Linked DNA regions of Mus musculus: region 1 is linked to region 2. Evidence: chromatin loops called from intact Hi-C (ENCODE). Cell type or tissue: gastrocnemius. All regions are shown on one strand. Links, peaks and the distances in the headings refer to the core of each region. The heading gives the core; the rest is flanking DNA.

Region 1 (9,316 bases), core at 582-8,581, 74 kb before region 2:
ACGCACCCCGCAAGTGTTAGACCCATGAGCCTCCGGGAACTGCCGATTCACAATGGGAACAACCAGTGACGAGATGGTGCCCGTGGAGCAGGCCTCCTCGACCTCCTCCCTAGATCCCCTGTGCTTCGAGTGCGGCCAGCAGCACTGGGCGAGAGAAAACCACCTGTATAACTACCAGGGGGAGGTGGACGACGACCTCGTGTGCCACATTTGCCTCCAGCCCCTGCTCCAGCCGCTCGACACGCCCTGCGGACACACGTTCTGCCACAAGTGCCTCAGAAACTTCCTGCAGGAGAAGGATTTCTGCCCGCTGGACCGCAAGCGGCTTCATTTCAAGCTGTGTAAGAAGTCTAGCATCCTGGTCCACAAGCTGCTGGACAAACTGCTGGTCCTGTGTCCGTTCTCTCCCGTGTGCCAAGATGTGATGCAGCGCTGTGACCTAGAGGCACATCTTAAAAACAGGTGAGCGGGAAGGCGTCAGAGGCACCAAGGAAGTGGGCCAGAGAGCCGCTACAACCAGTAGCCACACGCCATGCGGGGCCGGGAATGATGCCTGTGCCTAAACTCCCCTCACAGGTGTGCTGAGGCAGGGGGATGAGCACCGGTAAATCCATGAACCAGTCAAATAGGAGGTGCGATAAATAAGTTGCATTGGTTCGTATTTAATAATATACCTCAAAGGCATGGATCTAAAAGCCACAACAAGCAAGAAGCACTTATTAATATTTTCTTCACCATACCATGCAATTTAAACTCAAATGGACGTCAGGTAAAACACTAGCGTCCTTTTGCAAGCCGGGTTGGCATCAAAGGAAAGAAGCAAGAAAGGAACTAAATGCAAATAAATTCTTTTGTCTAGTTTGTTTCCACAAGGAAGAGCCTCGCATGAAGATTGTTACGCAGCCTTAGGCATGGTTGGAACGCTGGAGTCAGTCCAATTGCCTAAGGGTGGGGGAAGACAGGCGGGGCTGCACTGGCCTTTGGCAGGCAGACCTCTGTGAGTTCTAGACCACCCTGGTCTTCAGAGTGAAACCCTGTTTCAAACAAAACAAACAACAAAAAGAGAGGCGAAGAGTTAAATATACCCCAGAACTGTAACCCACAGTCAGAGAAAACAGCAGTCCCGCTAGCGGGGAAGGGCAGGAATGGGTCGGCTGATTTAAGTTGCTGAGGTCTTGAAGACTTTGTGTTGAGAGCCTTGACTGAGTAAGAACTAGGAATTAGAGACAGAAATGTTTAGGGGTGATTTTAGTTCTAATAAACATTTGTTTCAAATGTTAAGTAATGTATTTGTGCCAGCCTCTGAGTCTCACAATATGATTTTAGTAAGACTTGGCCTTTGATATACATTGTAAAAACCTGAGCTGGCCCCAGGGCTCATTGAGTAAAGACCCTGAGTCAGACAGCCTGAGTTGGATCCCTCGAGCCCACAGGGTGGAAGGAGAGAAGGGGCTCCCTCAGCTTGTCTTCCGACCTCCTCATGGGCACCGGGGTCCCTGCTGGTGCATGCACTCACACAGAGACACATGCTCACACACATGAAGACGTAAATAGCAACCACCACGTCTTTACACTCAAGTGACAGAAACACATGTATTTGTTTCTAAGCGTCCGTTGAAAGAACTTGTGTGGTCGTGTTGACTCTGGCCAACAGCACATCGCACATCACACTGGGTTCAGATACAGCGTAGGTCTAATGAGGAATAGCACATAAGGTCCTAGAGCTAACCAGACTGATCCAATCCTGTCATCTGGGCGCATGGAGATTTAGAGCTAGTTAACCTATGCGCATGTTTAAAGTTTGCTGTGTGCACCAGGCTACTCTGCCGTCGAGTCTGTGCACTGCTCTGCTGGAGGGAGCGGTCGGCCTCTCATGTGCAAGTGGCTGCATGTGTGTATTCAGCCCGGAGATCACAGCGTTATAAAGGGATCTCACTTTATTCATTAGAAATGATTGAGAAGTGAGAAACTGAGTCTCTCAGCTGGGGATGAGAACCTCATACTGTGTTGACACAAGGTCGTGGGTTTGGTTCCCTGCACTGGAGGGAACAAAAGTCTTAAAATATGAGAAATGTGGAGATTTACAGAGAAACTGCTTGACCCCAAGGTATGTTGCCTACAACAGAGGTTAGGAGATAGTAGGGTGTGTGCCTTTGGAAAAGCAGGGATCGTGGCTTTGCATTCTCCGTCTCCGTCACCAGCAGGCAGAGTCCGAGGACCCACCAGAGGCGCAAGTGTGCTAATCTTAGTCAAGCCTAATTGTGTGTGAATAATACTTCAGACCTGCCCCTTCCTTCCCTCTGTCCATCCTTCCTTTCTTCCTTCCTTCCTGTCTTTTTATTTTCTTTTTAAATTAGCACACAAAGCACTATCATGACATCTTCATACTAGGCTTCTTATGTGTCTCAAAACTATTATTAGGGTAGGATTCTTTTGTGTCATACCAAACATTTGTGACCAAACTGTTGTGCTGGGTACTTGCCAAACAGCATTCTGTATACAGCACTTCTCCTTTCCAGTCCCTCCAGCCTGAGTCTGAACACCTAACATTCAAAAGGTGCAAGCAATAATGCGCATGCTAAGCTAAGAAGTTCTCAGCCTAGGTCGTCTCAAGCAGCCTCGAGTCTGCCAACGCCTCTCTGTGCTGTGGAGCTCAGTGCGTTTCCCATCTCATTCACCGTGCCCCTCAGCGCTGGGCTTCCCTGTGACTGCGCTTCTTCATTGTCTCCAGTGAGCTGGACTCTCCTGTTGGCCTCCAGTCATGCAGAAGTGGTTCTCCGTAGTTCTTGAGGTTTTACAAATTTGCCATTGTCTGAGTGAGGAGTATCAGGCATCCTTTGGTCAGTTTCTGCTGCTGCTGCTTGCCCTGTGCCTGGACCTCACTTCCTCTTTATTCCATGCCCAGTGCTGGGCTGTTTCACTGAGCACTGCAGTGTGTCAGCTCATTGCGCATCAGTCTTCCTGTTGTATGCCCCAGGCTGGCGTAGAACCCCCAGTCCTGCCTCAACTCAGTTCCAAATGCTGGAATTACAGGCATGGACCACCGTGCCTAGCTTTATTTGATCTGTTTATAAGTACTGTGAATTAAACCTAGGGCCCGATCTGCTACGCAAGCACTCTGCCAGCAGTCAGTCTGGCTTGGTTTGGTTTTAATGTTGAGAACAAGAGTAATGATTTGCCCGTGTCTGTCTCCTCGTTCGCTGCCGTGAGGGCCAGGCTAGCTGCCCTTATACACTTCTGCCCTTATCCCTAGGGTCCCAGGTCCTCACTCCATCAGCACTAGGTTTTTGCCCAGGTTCTGGGGTCCAAGCTCAGGTTTGCAGGACTTAAGCCAGCTCCCCCGCCCACCTGCCACCTTTCTTAAATCAAGTATTTCTAGACCGCTGCACACTTTTGCTGGTTTCCAGAATCCAGAAGTGGTTGGTTCTGATGACTTCTCCAGGCTTCTCATTGCTTTTATGGAGGGGAGACTTCTGGTAGCCTTGCTGGGTCCTTTTGCTCTCTGTCAAATTGATTTTTGTTTGTGTTATATGTCTTTATCATCTTCCTTGACCCTGAGCCACTCACTGCTTCAGTCTCCAGCACGGGGCTTAGCAAGCATCCCTTTGCCATCTCCCTACCACGATGCATACATAATAATGCACAGTGCCTTCTGCTGCGCCATGTCTCCTGACGCCCCTGTGCACCTCGTAGCAGGGAAAGATGTCCCCGTAGCCTAAAACTAGTTACTTTGCATGTGATTTCCTTTAGAGAGCAGGATTCCCTTCATGGAGCAGGTACATAGCCAGCAGGAAAGGAGAACTTGTGTTTGGGCTCTTTGATGTTACCTGAGCCCTTTGGTTTCTTTTTCATCGGGGGTTGGTGTGGCCCCGTGCAGCGCCCAGCCTGTGGCTGGCTGCACTGTCCCGACCACTGCTGCTTTGGACCAGTGTGGTCTCAGCCGTGCGTGCATGTCTATAGTCTGTTGACTTTACTTTCTGCTTTCAGTCCTCTGTGCTAGCTTCCCATATGCGCTAGGCTGCCCCTGCAGTGCAAGCAGGAAGGAGTCTGTGTTACTATTGAGTGCTCCATTTCCAAGGACACATAGACACACAGGGGCTTTGATGTTTGTGCTACCTAAGCCAGATTCAGGCTCCCGAAGTCAAATGATGCACTTGCCTCAGCTTCTGAATAGCTGGGCTGTACGTGGTTCTCTTGGGATGACCCTGTCCCACACCTGGTTCTTGGAGGTTTGGGGTCCTTTTGTTTTGGTCTGTGTGCACACGTGCATGTCAAGCCCAAGGACAGCCTGGTGTGGTGTGGTGTGGTGTTGCTGAGACACTGTCTGCCTGCTCCTTATTTCCTTTGCTTGTCTCTGAGGCAGGGGTTCTCACTGGTCAGCAGGCTTCGGGGGGTGGGGGGCTGCCTTGCTGCCCGGCTCAGTAACCCCAGCTCTGGGGTTAGAAACATGTGCCACCACACCCGCTTTGTTTTAATATGAGTTCCGGGATTTAACTCAGATCTTCCGGCTTGTAAGGCAAGCAAGCATTTGGTGGAGCTATCTCCTCTCAGTGTTGGCTTGGCTTGTTTGTTTAGAGACAGGCTCTCCAAAGAGCATGGATGGCCCTGACTGGCCTGGAATTCCCTTTGTGGGCCAGGCTGCTCCCAGACTCAGCGATTCACTTGCTGCTTCTTAAAGGTGTCACCACGCCCCCCACCCCTTTGGTTTTGTTGTTGCATGATTGTGTGTATGTGTTTGTGTGTGTGTGGGGGGGGTGTTAAGAAGGTCTCCCATAACCATGCTGGCCTTGAGCTCTGTACAGCTTAGGTTAGCTTTGAACTGATCCTCCTGTCTGTAGCTCTTAAATGCTGGGATTGTGGGCACATGCCACCACACCCACCTCAGCCTTTTGGTCGCTTAGGTCTGGTTACCCCTGATATCCCATAGTGGTGTTTTGAAGTACTTGTTAGTAGAACAAATCCAATTTGTTTTTTTTAGGACTTAAAAAGAATTCCACACAAATAAACTTAGTATTGCTGTTGAGGAAAATGCTAAAAGCCTTTGAAATTTGATCAGAGTGTGTTTGGGCTGTACCCCTACAATTCAATTGCTTTGTGATGTTGGCTTAGCTCGGTTTCAGGTGTCCCGTGTATATTAATAGAACAGTTCTGAGGATGCAGGAGCTTTGTGCACATTGTGGTTGTCACATGGGGACTAGCAGAGCGCAGCCTCCTGGGGCTTCAGTTCTGTGTGTACCAAGCAAGGGGCATAGCTCTGAGTAGGCTGTGGTCCTGGATTTTCCTCTGTTCGAGCCCACCAAGAACTACTCCATCCTTGGCCTTTTAACAGCTTCGCTTTGCATTTCACGTGTGAAATTCACCTCTTTAAAGTGTATGTGTCTGTGCCTCTTCTCTATGTGTTCCCAGTGCTGTGTATCATCTAGATTCTAGAACATTCCAACAACTGGAAAGGAGCCTGAAACCCATTAGCAGCCTCCCCTCCCCTTCCCTCCCTGCTCTCACACGCCCAGGCTTGGGTCAAGCTGCCCTGACTTAGTCTTCCACTTAGACTCTGTCATTTCCAGTATTTGGTCTTTTGTAGGATGCTTGCTATTATGCTGGTGGACTTTTTATCAGCTTGACACAAGCTAAGGTTCTATGGCAAGAGGGAGCCTCAACTGAGGAGCCACCTCCATCAGGTGGCCCTGGAGGGGCAGCGATTGATCAGCGATTGATGTGGGCATTGGCACCCCTGGGTGGGTCCTGGATTGTATAAAAGTCAGGCTGAGCAAGCCATGAAGGGGAAGTCTTCCACGGCCTCTGCTTCACTTTCTGCGTCTAGTTTCCTGCCTCAGGTACTTGTCCTGACTCTAATGGACTGTAAACTGTAAAATGGGATAAGACCTCTCCTCCGCAGGCTGCTTTTGGTTGTAATGTTTTATCACAGCAGTAGAGAGCCAACTAGGACAAGAAATGCTAGTGCTCTGGCCATCTCTCTGTGGAATCCCCCTGCCTTAACCCTGTCCTCTGAGTGCTTGGAGCATAGGTGTGCACACCAGCTTTCACTCACCTCAGACTGACACTTTTTGGTCCTTGTGTCTTGCACGGTTGTGTCCCTGGGATTGAAACTAGGACCTCAGCCCTACTAGGGAAACCCTGCCTCAGGCCACACCTGCAGCCCTGGGTCTCACTGTTTGTCCCTTGTAGCAGTTGGCTCTCTTGGCTGTTGCTCTGTGTGGGCCCTCTGCTCTGCCTTGAATAGTTTGCTGTCTTCCGCTCACGATGGCCCTGCCGTCCTGTCGAAGTGCGGGTGTTCCCGAAAGTTCTATCTATAGACTTCCTCCCCTGAAGCCGTTATCCCAATGTTTTCCCGTGATGCCATTTTAGTCTTTTCCTGTCCTATGGGTGGTTTCCTGTTGTTAAGGATCTGCCTGTCCCATCGGGAATGTGAGCATGATTGCTTCTTCCTTTGTAGCAAGCTTAGATTTTTCCATTTTTAAATTCTTTTTTTTTTTTTAATGTATTCAATAGCACTAGGATAGGCGTTGTATACCTTGTAGGGCTGTTAGTTCAGCGAACTCTGTTCATGTAGATCAGGCTGGCCTCTGCCCCCTGAGTATTGGGGTAAAAGGTATGTACTGCCACTGAAATGAGCTGTTACCCATTTAACATGGATGCTTACGTGTAATAATATGTTCTGGAAATTAAATCTTTAAAAAAAATTTTTTTTTCTTCGAGATTAGGGTCTCATTCTATAGACTGAGCTGGCCTTGAGTTGACAGTTCTCCCTGCCTCTGCCTCTTGTGTGCTGGGATTAAAGGTGTGGACCACCATACCTGGCTTTTAGAAAAGTATTTTCAAGTGAGCATAGAGAGCAAGAGGTTTGTCATGGCATTTTCATACATGTCTGCACATAAACAGAACAAAGTATACTGACATGTTATTATATCTTGTTCTTATTTCTGTTCCTCCAGGACTCTCCATCCCTGGCTTCCTGCCAAATAATCGTACTTTCATATCACACGTATTCCATCACGTGTCCTTCCTCCCTCCCCTCCCATAAGATGGCTACCCTCTCATACCCTCTGTCTACTCTCCTGACCTTATCCACACGTGAGAGTGTATGTGAGAGAGCGTGCAGTAGACGTCTTTCCACAGCTGACTTATTGTACAGTGTGATCCATCCTCCAGTGGGTGTCATGGTTTTCAGTTTTCATGGTTGAAGAAAATGTCATTACGTGTACATGCCGTCTTCTTTATCCGTCATTGATGGATGCCGGGGCTGGTTCTATCTCAAGAGCTATCGTGAATAACACAGCAACAAACAGGGACGTGCAAGTGTCTCTGGGGCGTTGGTGTCACATACGCCAGAGGTGTGTACCAAGAGTGGTATCGCCAGCTTCCGAATTTCACTTGCTGTTTCTGTGGTCTTGGTTTGGATTTTTGAGGAGCCTCAACACTGACCCCTGAGGCTGCACATTGATCTTCTCGGAAGCAGCAATCTGAGACCCCTCTGCCTGCACACCCTTCCCGAGCAAGCTCGTTACCTCTGGTGTGTTTTCTCGGGGGAGGCCATTCCCGCTGGGGTGAGAAGATGCCTCGATGGCTAAGGACACTTCAGCACTTGAGTGATACTGGCCACCCATGTTCATTCTGCATGAATTGTCTGTTCTTTTCATCAGCGCAAGTATTCATTCATCAATGATTTGAGAGCTTGCTAATGAACCACCTGGCTGATGTGTTCCTGGTGACAGTTTTTCCCTGTTCTGTAGACTCCTGGGGAGGGGGTTACTTGTCAGTCTTAGGGAACTCAGCTCTGACCCCATCTGCAGTCACACCACTCCATTGCCTCCGCTTCTTTCCCTCATTGTGAGGTAGCTTTCAAACGTGGCTCTGGTTAATCCACCTACGGTCCTGTGTTCCTTGATCTCTTTTTCAAAATGATTTGCCAGGCATTCTCGAGAACAGTTCCTGGAGTGTTGCTCAGCAGCGCAAGACGGAGTCTCAGCTGAGTCCCTCCTCGGCAGGGTATGGGGGGGAGGAGTGGGAGGCACGTCCCTGTTCACCCTTCACAGTACTCGAAAGCAGTTTTATGTCTATCTATATATCCATGCTTGGCTTCTGGGGGAAACGTGTTGATTTATGGCCCAGGCTAGCTTTCAGTTTTAACTGAATCTGTCCTGTGCTTTGTGACCGTGAAAATTTCGGAATTTCTAAATACTATCATTGAAAGCAAGTCTGTGACCCTCAGCATGTGCTCTGCTGTGGCTCTGGATCTTCACTGACTCTGTCCATGTCTCCCACCCTTCATTCTGCATGTTACCGATGGCCATAGCCAGCCGGTGTGTAGATAAAAGGGGTGTCAGCATACTCTGGCCAGCCAGACCAGCAAGAGGGGCTTCTGTCTAAACGTGTCATTGCTTCCGAGTATAAATGAGCCTCTACCTGTCATGTGCTTAAATAAAAACATGGTAGCAGTTCTTATTCAGCTCACATTGCCTATCTTGAGATTCAGATTTAACAAACTAAGGAGCCCTTCACGTGTTGTAAAGCTTCCTGTGTGTGCGTGCTCACAAGTGTGGCACAGTGGCACAGACACGTGAAGAAGACTGCAGATTGCCGCCCCGGGCTGAGAACCCTGGCCTGGGAAAAGCACTGTTTGGTCCAGGTTTCGCACCCATTCTCTCAGTGCAGACAGTCGGGACTCTTGGGATGCTTCCAGGCAACTAGTGTCTACCTGAGTATTGGCTTTTGGCTGTTGTTGTCTTCGTGTCTTTCCTGGATCTGACTGCCAGGTAGAGTAGCGAGAACTTAGTTTGGACAGAGATTAGGATCAGAACCGTGTGCTGAATTGTGGGTACTCCAGGCTCCCTTGTGCATAAGCAGTCGCTGTGTATTTGTTCAGGTGTGCGCTCGCTGTTGATCAACCCCACCTACCCTCTTCTCCATACCCAACTTCTTCTCATCTGAAAAGCACCTGCTGCTCTTTCTAGGTGTCCTGGAGCCTCTCACCGGAGAGTCGATCTAGAGAGAAGGAAAACGAGTCAAACTCAAACACAGATTGAGGGTGAAACTGGATCTACTGTCATAGATCCTCCAGGCACCTTGCCCCCAGAAACGGACTGCTCGGGCACCGTGCCTGGCGAGAGGAACTTGACACCAGCATCTCTTCCTGTGTGGACCGAGGAGCCTGGCCTGGACAACCCCGCCTTCGAGGAGAGCGCTGCAGCTGACTGTAGGTGCACACCTCTCCCTGGTATATCTGGCCTCCCTTGCCTTTCCTCCCCTGCCCTTCCTTCCAGCATGCGCTCGTGTCCTGTCCAGACAGTTGCACTGG
Region 2 (9,316 bases), core at 634-8,633:
GAGGACCTGAGTTTGATTCCCAGCACCCACGTAAAAAGCTGGGTGTGGTGGCACACACTTGCAATCCCAGAGCTGAGGGGCCAGAGGCAGGAGGATTCTTGGAGGTCCTGCCCAGCCAGCCCAGCCTAATGGAAGATGTCCAAATCAATGAAAGACTGTGTCAAAATGTATCAAAAGACGATGCTTGAGGAACAACGCCCAATGTTGACCTATGGTCCTCGGGTCCCACACATTTGTGCACACACACACAACACACATCAGTGACAGAAGTTAGCAAAATCACTCCAAAACCCAATTATCTTGCCTTTTCAACCCATTTCCTGCTTCATTCAGTTGAGCAAAAAGACTATGTGGAAGGGAAACGCATCTCTGTTTGTAAATATTGCATTTCACACCCATGAAAGCTTTTGGGAAACTTGTCATGACACATGACACATGACTCAGACACACTTACTATGCTCGGTTACAGTTACTGATGGGTTTTAAAAATTGGTGTCGGGCCGGGCGTGGTGGAGCATGCCTTTAATCCCAGCACTCAGGAGGCAGAGGCAGGCAGATTTCTGAGTTTGAGGCTAGCCTGGTCTACAAAGTGAGTTCCAGGACAGCCAGGGCTACACAGAGAAACCCTATCTCGAATACCACCCCCCAAATTGGTGTCGAGCTGGAGAGATGGCTCAGTGGTTAAGAGCACTGACTGCTCTTCCAGAGGTCCTGAGTTCAAATCCCAGCAACCACATGGTGGCTCACAACCATCTGTAATGGGATCTGATGCCCTCTTCAGGTGTGTCTGAAGAGAGGGACAGTATACTCACATACATAAAATAAATGAATAAAATCTTTAAAAAAAATAAAAATAAAAATAAAAAAATTGGTGTCATCAGTTTTTGACATGGGAAATATTTGATCTGGAGTGTGGCACCGTGCGGTACCTTATACACAATGAAGAAATTGCTCGGGATCTAATTATAGTCTGAGGGCACGTTGCAGGGCTGCCACGCAGATGTGACCACCAGATGTTCTCAAGGTCTACTGGGGAACCTGACTAAGTAGCCAGGAATAAACTTAAGTCATGCAAAGGCTGAGTCTCAAGTCCTCTAAATCTCGCAAGCTCGGCTAATCCTTGTTTTGTTTACTCAGTGCACAGGCGTGCACGTGTTTGGAGTGGATGACCCATGCTCCCATCTGAGAGTAAATGGCCGAGCGTCTACATGAAGACTTGCCATAATAGTTTATGATACTAGATGCATGAATCCGTGGAAGTAGACTCATGGACCAGGGCTGGCTGGCTTCAGGAAGATTAAAATGCTTTTTCTAACACTCTGCCATCGTGCCCCACCCTCAACCCCGACATCTTGTTTCCTATGTCCCCTCTGCCATATCAATAAGCAGAACTCGAATGTGTGTCTTCTCAGCTGGCCCTCTATATTGACAGTGGCTGCCATGCTCCCATGCAGACTCAGCAGCATCCATACAATTTCAAAATAAGCCAAAATTTTTACTAGTATGTGGTTTGCTTTGAAAACTGTTGCTGTCCCCAGTTGCCACACAGGAGGGGGTTTATACGGAGGCCTGTGCCTGCTCGTTCTTCAACAGCTCGTCCTAAGGTACCCTTTGTGGTGTCCTGGATGCCCTGACTGACCTCGCTGCTCCTTTGGGAGGTTGGACTCACTGGCAGGCTCACTGTGGACTTCAGCATCTCCCTCTTAGATGTGTGAGGACCACTTGTTCTGAAATTAATTTGAGAGAGAATTTCTGAAAGATTGTTTCCATGGAGACCTTCTTAGTAGAAGTGAATTTTGGAGAAAATACCATGGACTTACAGATCTGCTGACTTAATTAAACATTACATTCTGACAGGGCTTTTTATGGGAGCACAAGAGACAAACGTAACAGAGGCAGCAATGGGACCAGGAAATCTTAATATCTGTCCTTTTATGACCGACAAGCAGAAACTGTGCCTTGGCAAATAGGAGGATGAATGCAGCAAGGCAGTCTTGGGGGCAGGTTGCTTGTTTTACCTACTGTCTTTATTCAAGAGTCTCTGAATCCTGTCATAGCCAAGCTGAACCCAACGTTCCTAATGGTTGCTTAAAATAGGCCATCTCCCATTTCACCGTGGCTAGAGCAGAGTTCAGGATGTGAAAAAACAAGGCTAAAACAAGATGCTGGGCAGGAAGCTGCAGTTGCCAAGAATGTCTGTCTGATTAAATTTCTTGAACCACAACCTTATCAAAGGCTAAATCCTTTGTTCATCTGTTAAGTGCATCGTTGGTGTCTATTAGGTGTAACACATTCCTTTCATCCAGCTTACTGCACGTTTTCAGGGGCAGCGTCTCTTCCTCAGTCACTGCTTTGGCGGAAGGACATTAACCAAGTAGAGGGTTGTAACACCAGACTGGGTCAGGTTTCCTTTTTCTCTTTCTCCCCCCCCCCCCTCTTATTTTTCAGTACTGAGGGTAGAAGCTGGGCCTTGCTCATGCTAAGTAAGTATTCTTGCTCTGGGGTTGGGGATTTAACTCAGTGCTAGCAGGTACTAGGCCCTACACTTACATAAGAAATACATAAAACAAACAGTCTGGGTGGTGGGTTGAATATGCTTGGCCCAGGGAGTGGCACTATTTGGAAGTGTGGCCTTGTTGGATGAAGTATGTCAATGTAGGTGTGGACTTTAAGACCCTGGTCCTAGTGGCCAGGAAGCTTGTCGTCTCCTGTTTGCCTTCAGATCAAGATGTAGAACCCTCAGCTCCTTCTCCAGGGCCATGCTTGCCTGCAGGCTGCCGTGCTTCCTGCCATGATGATAACGGACTGAACCTCTGAACCTGTAAGGCAGCCCCAATGAAACCTTGTAGCTTATAAGAGTTCTTGGTCATTGTCACTGAATTATTTCCCCAGTCCCCTTCATTCTCTTTAAAAATCTTCTTAAAATCATTTTTATTTATGTTTATGTATGTATACGTGTGCCCATATCTCTGTGTGTACACCATGTGCGTGCAAGCACCTTTTAGGTAGTAAGAGGCCACTGGGGTTCTTGGAACTGGAGTTACAGGCAGTTCTGCATGCTGGGAACAGGATCCAGCCTCTCTGAAAGAGCAACACCCTCTTAACCACTGAACTATCATCCCTCCACTGAGCTATCATCCCTCCACTGAGCTATCATCCCTCCACTGAGCTATCCCTCCAGACTTCTTTTTACATTCTTGATTCTGATCAGGGTGTAATGATGGGACGAGTCATGTATCTTCTCCATGTTCAGTCTCCTCATCTATAAAATGGGCAATGATGGGGCTGGAGAGATGATGGCTCAGCGGTTAAGAGCACTGTTCTTCCGAAGGTCCTGAGTTCAAATCCCAGCAACCACATGATGGTTCACAACCATCCGTAATGAGATCTGATGCCCTCTTTTGGGGTGTCTGAAGTGTACTTATATATAATGAATAAATAAATCTTTTTAAAAATGGGTAGTGATGGCAGTGTATCATGAGGGTGTCTTGAGGATTAAACTAACTCAATACAGGCTAAGTGTTTAGAACTGTGGTGCTTATGGAAACTTTATCACAAATGTGAGCACTTACAACTGTTATGGACCTGTCTATCCAAGAGGTGGTCTCCACACTTTATTTGCACAACTATGCTTCTATCGTCCCATGGAGGACTAATGCTGGCAGAATAAAAAGTATCTGTAATTCTTCATTTCACTTAGGAATGGCTGACATGCAGAGCCCAGCCCTGGCCTTTGGATCATAAAGAATTGCTTCAGCTTTTGCCTGTCACAGATACAAGGCTCATGGGCCAGAGGCTGTGATCTGATGAAGAAAGGGAGACTTGGATGCGGCTCTAAAGCTATTTAAGGATGACCCAGGTTCCTCACCTGCAATAAAAGGATGGTATTTTGATGTACCAGTAATAGTTGCAATCAGATATTACCCTGATTGAGTTATTTGGTGAGGATTAAACAAGACAAGATGTATAAATTATATGTTATAGACACGTAGTCTGTAAATGAGGGACATTCAGCGGCTTCTCTAAGGAGTTCCCTGTTGAAGAATGGGGAAAAGCAGGGACTTAACGCCAAAGTAGGGGACAGTCAACAGCTTGGTAACAAGGGTGCAGGGCCCCAATAGCCTGAAAGTGCAACACCCAGGGGCTCGAAGTTTCTGACCATCCTCTTGCCTGACTCTGGCCAATGCGGTCAATCATCCCACATGTGGGTGGTCTGTTATGATTTCTCCCAGTTCTGACAGTAATCGAACCTGAATCCATCTCTTTTTCTCAGAAGAGAGCAATCTTGAGAGCGAGGGTTGCACCCTGCTACCCAGCTAGAGCTTCCACTAAACCAGATCCGCAGGTGGCAATAGTTTAACACCGCCCTGCAGTTGTCTAGCACTGTAGAAGGCATTATTCAACATTATTAATGTAACTGGCGGAAGCGATGCAGTGACTGTTCCAGGGACTCTATATTTTAGCGTTCACTTGGCCTTTGGAGCAGCAGGTTAGTAGCAAATCTCTCAGTTTCACTCAGGCCTGCTGCACGATTCTTTTTTTTTTTTTTTTTTTTTTTTTTTTTTTTGTCGGAGGGCTTTATTCCATTAGTGGAATCCGCAGGCCGCAGCTGCACCCTCCCTTTAAGGGACTCAGGAAGTTCCGCCTGCTACGGAAGCCGACGCGGTGCTCCGGCGGAGTCCAGGTACGGACCTGCTAGTTCTTCCTGCTCGCCTACCCCGGCCCAGGTAACGCTGAGGTGAGGGCTTGGCGACGGGGCTGAGGTGGGAATGCATGTCCTGGGAACATTCTGTGCAGAGAGCCCTCCGTGGACGTGGGGTGGCGGCAGCACCAGCCTTCGGAGTCGAGACCAGTTGCCGAGCTGCCAATAATCACTTGCTCGCCAGCCTAGCCAGTTTCGCTGTTTGTGTGCGCGCGCACGCTCCTTCCACGGATTTGGGGGGCAAGGTGGGGGCGTAGGACAACTGGCATCCTGGTGGCATGGCGTCCTGGTGGGCGTGTCTGCTGCGGACCCCTTGTGAGCGTTTTGGGATTTTTTTTTCCTTTAATTTTTGATGTTTTTGCAACAGGGTCTCACTATTTATCTCTGGCTGTCCTGAAACGCACTCGGTAGACCAGTCTGACCTCAAACCTATAGAAATCCTCCTGCCTCTACCTCCGAAGTGCTGGGATTAAAGGCGTGCACCGCTCGCCGTGTCAGGACTTTTGAAATTCCTTCCGGAATTGAAGGTGAGAGAATTCAGTCATAGGATGAAGCCAACGTCATTTTCGCAAAATATGGATTCTACTAGAACCCATCCTTTCCTTCGGGAGTGAATATAAGCCCTCAATATGTCAATGTGAGCTTGTGATTATGAAGTGTAACGATTCAGAAAAAAAGTAAAGAAATAAGTGGTAGAAATAAGCTCCCGTCAGGCCATATCCCGTCAGGAATAAAGCCTTATCCCTCGGAGGCAGAGGCAGAGGCAGGCTGATCTGTGAATTGGAGGCCAGCCTGGTCTCCATAGTGAGATCCTGTCTCAGAGAGAAGGAAAGAAAAAAGAAATCAGTATCATTAGGTTGAAGAGCTGCTCAGTAGGCAAGGCAGAGTTCAGTGTCTGGAACCTAAAGGTGGAAGGAGAAAACTCAGTCCACAAGGTTGTCCTTTGACCTCCACACTGGCACCATGGCATGGGTGCCCAGACACATCAGACAGACAGGCAGACAGACACACAAGCACCCTTACCCACTGAGCCATCTGGCTGGCCCTGAATCTTTGCTTAGTATTAGATAGTGTAGGCTGTGAGCATAGTCAACACGTTTCCGAGTTAACTGATACAGTTTCATAATTTTTAGTGTTGTGAAGGCTGCACTGATGAATAGTGTTAGTGTGTTTAGGCTCACTTTAGAAATTATTGGAACTCCCGTACTAATCACAAGCCATAATTTATTATTTATTATTACTGTTGTTGTTGATATTGTATTAGGAAACTCAAGTTTGGAACTCAAGTAGCAATTTTAAAAATAAAACATTGTAATACATTACAGCTTAGAGATACTCTAATTGGGTTCATACTGAAGAATGTTAGCAGAAAAGTATTGAAAGGTTTTTTTGTTTGTTTGTTTTTTGTTTTTGTTTTTTTTCGAGTCAGGGTTTCTCTGTGTAGCCCTCCTGTCCTGGAACTCTGTAGACCAAACTGCCCTTGAACTCAGAAATCCACCTGCCTCTGCCTCCCGAGTGCTGGGATTAAAGGTGTGCGCCACCACTGCCTGCCTGTATTAAAAGTTTTAAGAGCAGAAGACGGTGGGAACCATAAAACGTTGCAGTTGATATTCTGCTGGGGCCTTGAATTATCAAAACATGTGTGAGCTGTACTTGGCACTCATTGCCGTTTGAGACAGTGAGAACCTTGGAGATTTTGGTTTGACCAAAACTAGAGAAATAAGTAGATTAGTGTTACAGAAGTCTTCAGAATTTTACATTTGTAAAACCCTTACTTGTGGTTCTTTTACACACAGGCTGTGAAGCTAATGGTATGTATGTGTGTAGGTACATAGTAATATGTGTGCCCAGTTTGCTTTCTATTGCTTCGAGAACTACCATAGCAAAAAAGCAGACTACTTGGAGAGGAAAGGGTTGATTGGGCTAGCTGGTCCAAATCATAGTTCACCACTGAGGGAAGTCAGGGCAGGAACCTGGAGGCAGAAACCAAAACAAGACCACAGAGGAACACTGCTCACTGGCTGGCTCCCCGTGGCCTCTCAGCCTGCTTTTTCACACCACCCAGGAAGGGTAGTGCCCACAGCGGGTTGGATCTCCTACTACAGTAGTCATTACTCAGGAGAACGCTCCACTGACTTGCCAGGTGACTCTAGCTTGTGTGAGGTTGACAAAGCACCAGCCAGGATAATGCACAGAGCCAGTGTGGCCGTTCAGTTCAGTAGGATGACACATGGACACTGCAGGCTGGATTCATCGCAGGGACATGACCACTGAGCTACTACTTCTTCCGGGCATCAATTCCTGTTTCTTTGTTTTCTTTACACATTAATTACAAAAATCACTTGAACAAAGCAAAGAATGGGAAGATGAGCTAACTGACACCCATGTTCAGATTCGGCAAATGTCGCCATAATCGCACTTTGTAACTCCCATTTCCAGCCGAGCCATTTCAGAAGGACACGTGTCATGATCCTAAATACGTCAGGGCTTGTCTCCCGAGAGTTTTATTCTCACACTGAGCAAGCTGTTGGTACTTTTTGCAAGTTCCCAATAACTAATCTGCGTTCCTGTTTCCCAGGGTATCTCTCGGAGGATTTTTTTCAAACATTACACTTTGTAATTTCCCTAGCTTTTTATTCAAAGCCAGCCCATCTCCCCTTTTCATCCTCACCAAGCTAGTGTGTTGTCTCAGAGTCTGGGTTTGTGAGATCCCTTCCCTGTGGCATCCTCCAGGTCATTGCTCTCTGGGTCCAGCCTTATTCTGGAAGCTGGGTGGAGAAGCGAGCCAGTTTGGATTACCTCAGGGCGAGGCTGTGTTGTGGAAAGCTCTGCGTATTTGCAGCAGCTTCGGATCAGGAGGCATGCCCGGGGTGTCATGCTTTTCCTCTGGTGGCAGTGCCACTCTGACCGTTGGCCATGACGGTGACAGCCAGCGTCCTCCTCAGCAAAGTGTTCATACGTATTTAATCTGGGCACAGTGTGTGGGTGACCTTGTGGCATCAGCCTTGTACCTAAAGGTGTTTGACTATTGACTAAATGAGCCATTTTCCTTTGTTCCAAAATGGTGGTGGTGGTTATTATTGCTATTATTATTACCATAATCATCATCTCCATGCTAGGAAGGAGAGCTCTTCCTCATCCACAGAGATGGGCACAGTTTTCCCTTAAAAGACAGAGTAAACGCTCAGCTCTTTCTGTTTAATTACCAATTTACCAGTTTTCCATGGAGCTGGGGTGTGGCGGTGACACACAGTGGCAGTTATCATCCTAATAGATGTTTGCATATATATTCAGCGTGTGGAAGGGAATTACAGCCATTTTCCTTAATGTTTAAATTATACAACTGGCTGGACTAAGCCCCTTCATGCTGCCAAACTGTAAATGAAGTATGACCAGCAAGCAAAACAAAATACTCTCGGGGAGACCTGGAGACCAGGTATCTGATAGAGGAGGCACTGTCAGTCAGGGCTGGCCTAGAATCATGAGACAGAAGATTGGGCACCCTGGTGGTTGCTGGTGGCTTGCTGTCCACTTTGGACCTGTGACTAGAAGATGAAACCAGTCTCAACACATGCTGTTTGTCTCACTCTCTTCTATAGAAAGATTTTCCAAGATTGTTGCTCTGAGGATTAAACCAAGGGCCTTGTACATTAGGCAGATTCTCTACCACTGACCCAAATCCTGAGGCCCCAAATAAGGAATTCTGAATAGTAAATAATAATTATGAATTTGTGGGTTTTTTTTTTTTCATCTGAGATAGGCCTCACTCTGTAGACCAGGCTGGCCGGGAAATCACAGAGTTCCCTCCACACCCCTGCCTTTTCAGAGTGCTGGGATTAAAGGTGTGGACAAGAAGCACAGGGAGAAATGAGAGAAACACTTTTTATTGTTTTGTTGTGGTAAGGAAGCATTTTGTTAAAAGTCCAAGAATCACTCAGTTGTTTTATTTCTTATATTTTACAAGTGCTTACCCCATGCGTGTATTATCTGTGCACCACATGCGTGCAGTCCCCTCAGAGGCTAGGATCTAATGCATGTCAGATCCCTTGGAACTATGTGGATACCATGTGGGTGCTGGGAATCTAGTCCTTTGGAAGAGCAGAGGACTCTTAACCTCTGGGCCATCTCTGCAGCCCCTGACATGGCATTTCTACTGCATCCTCACAAACCCCCAGATGAACTTAGCTTTTGGAGCTGGCACTATAGGATCTAGGAGAAAATAGATGTCATGAATGTGGAAGAAAAAGAGATTGAAGTAGCCACGCCAGCCAACTGCTCAGTCTGATCTCCAGCTGCTAGGGACGGTGCCAACCAAGGATCCATGTCTCTGTGTCACCTTCCTACGCGTGGATCTGGTGGCCTGGGTGCTGTAAGGCTCCTCAGACTCACCTGTGGCACCCTCAGCTGCATCCCAGCAGACCATCGGCATCAGCGATTGCGTTGTAATAAACCTTCTCCATTACTTTGTCAGGATGGCTGTTCTTCTGATGAGGTTGATGCTACAAACTACAAAGCTTGACCATAACTTAATTGGAAGATGTTTGCAAAGACACGCTGTGAAGCCAGATCCAGCACAGCTGTCCCTGTCTGCGTCCACCCCAAAGCTGTTGTACC

The links. A loop is a pair of places that touch in the nucleus more often than their neighbours do. Peaks named below come from ENCODE experiments on the same cell type or tissue, not always from the same donor. Only the 100,000 strongest peaks of a DNase experiment are listed, where the experiment ranks them.
Region 1: it touches region 2 in a loop (5-fold over the local background); 2 of 42 quality-filtered maps call a loop at or near these places.

Annotation. Positions count from the first base shown.
Region 1 is chr5:147,033,177-147,042,492 of GRCm38, reverse strand. Lnx2 (ligand of numb-protein X 2) reads left to right here. Exons shown (of 10, transcript NM_080795.4): 2 at 1-462; 3 at 8,973-9,214. The coding sequence starts at 53. Among named protein-coding and RNA genes, the nearest start is that of Lnx2, 39 kb to the left of the region's middle. In gastrocnemius, for the core only: no CTCF peak of the experiment used is centred there; a DNase peak (open chromatin) is centred at 950; H3K4me3 peaks cover 689 bases; H3K27ac peaks cover 4,579 bases.
Region 2 is chr5:146,959,134-146,968,449 of GRCm38, reverse strand. Mtif3 (mitochondrial translational initiation factor 3) reads left to right here and starts at 4,653. Exons shown (of 4, transcript NM_001256102.1): 1 at 4,653-4,727; 2 at 9,174-9,316. The coding sequence starts at 9,175. In gastrocnemius, for the core only: no CTCF peak of the experiment used is centred there; a DNase peak (open chromatin) is centred at 4,674; H3K4me3 peaks cover 1,777 bases; H3K27ac peaks cover 2,851 bases.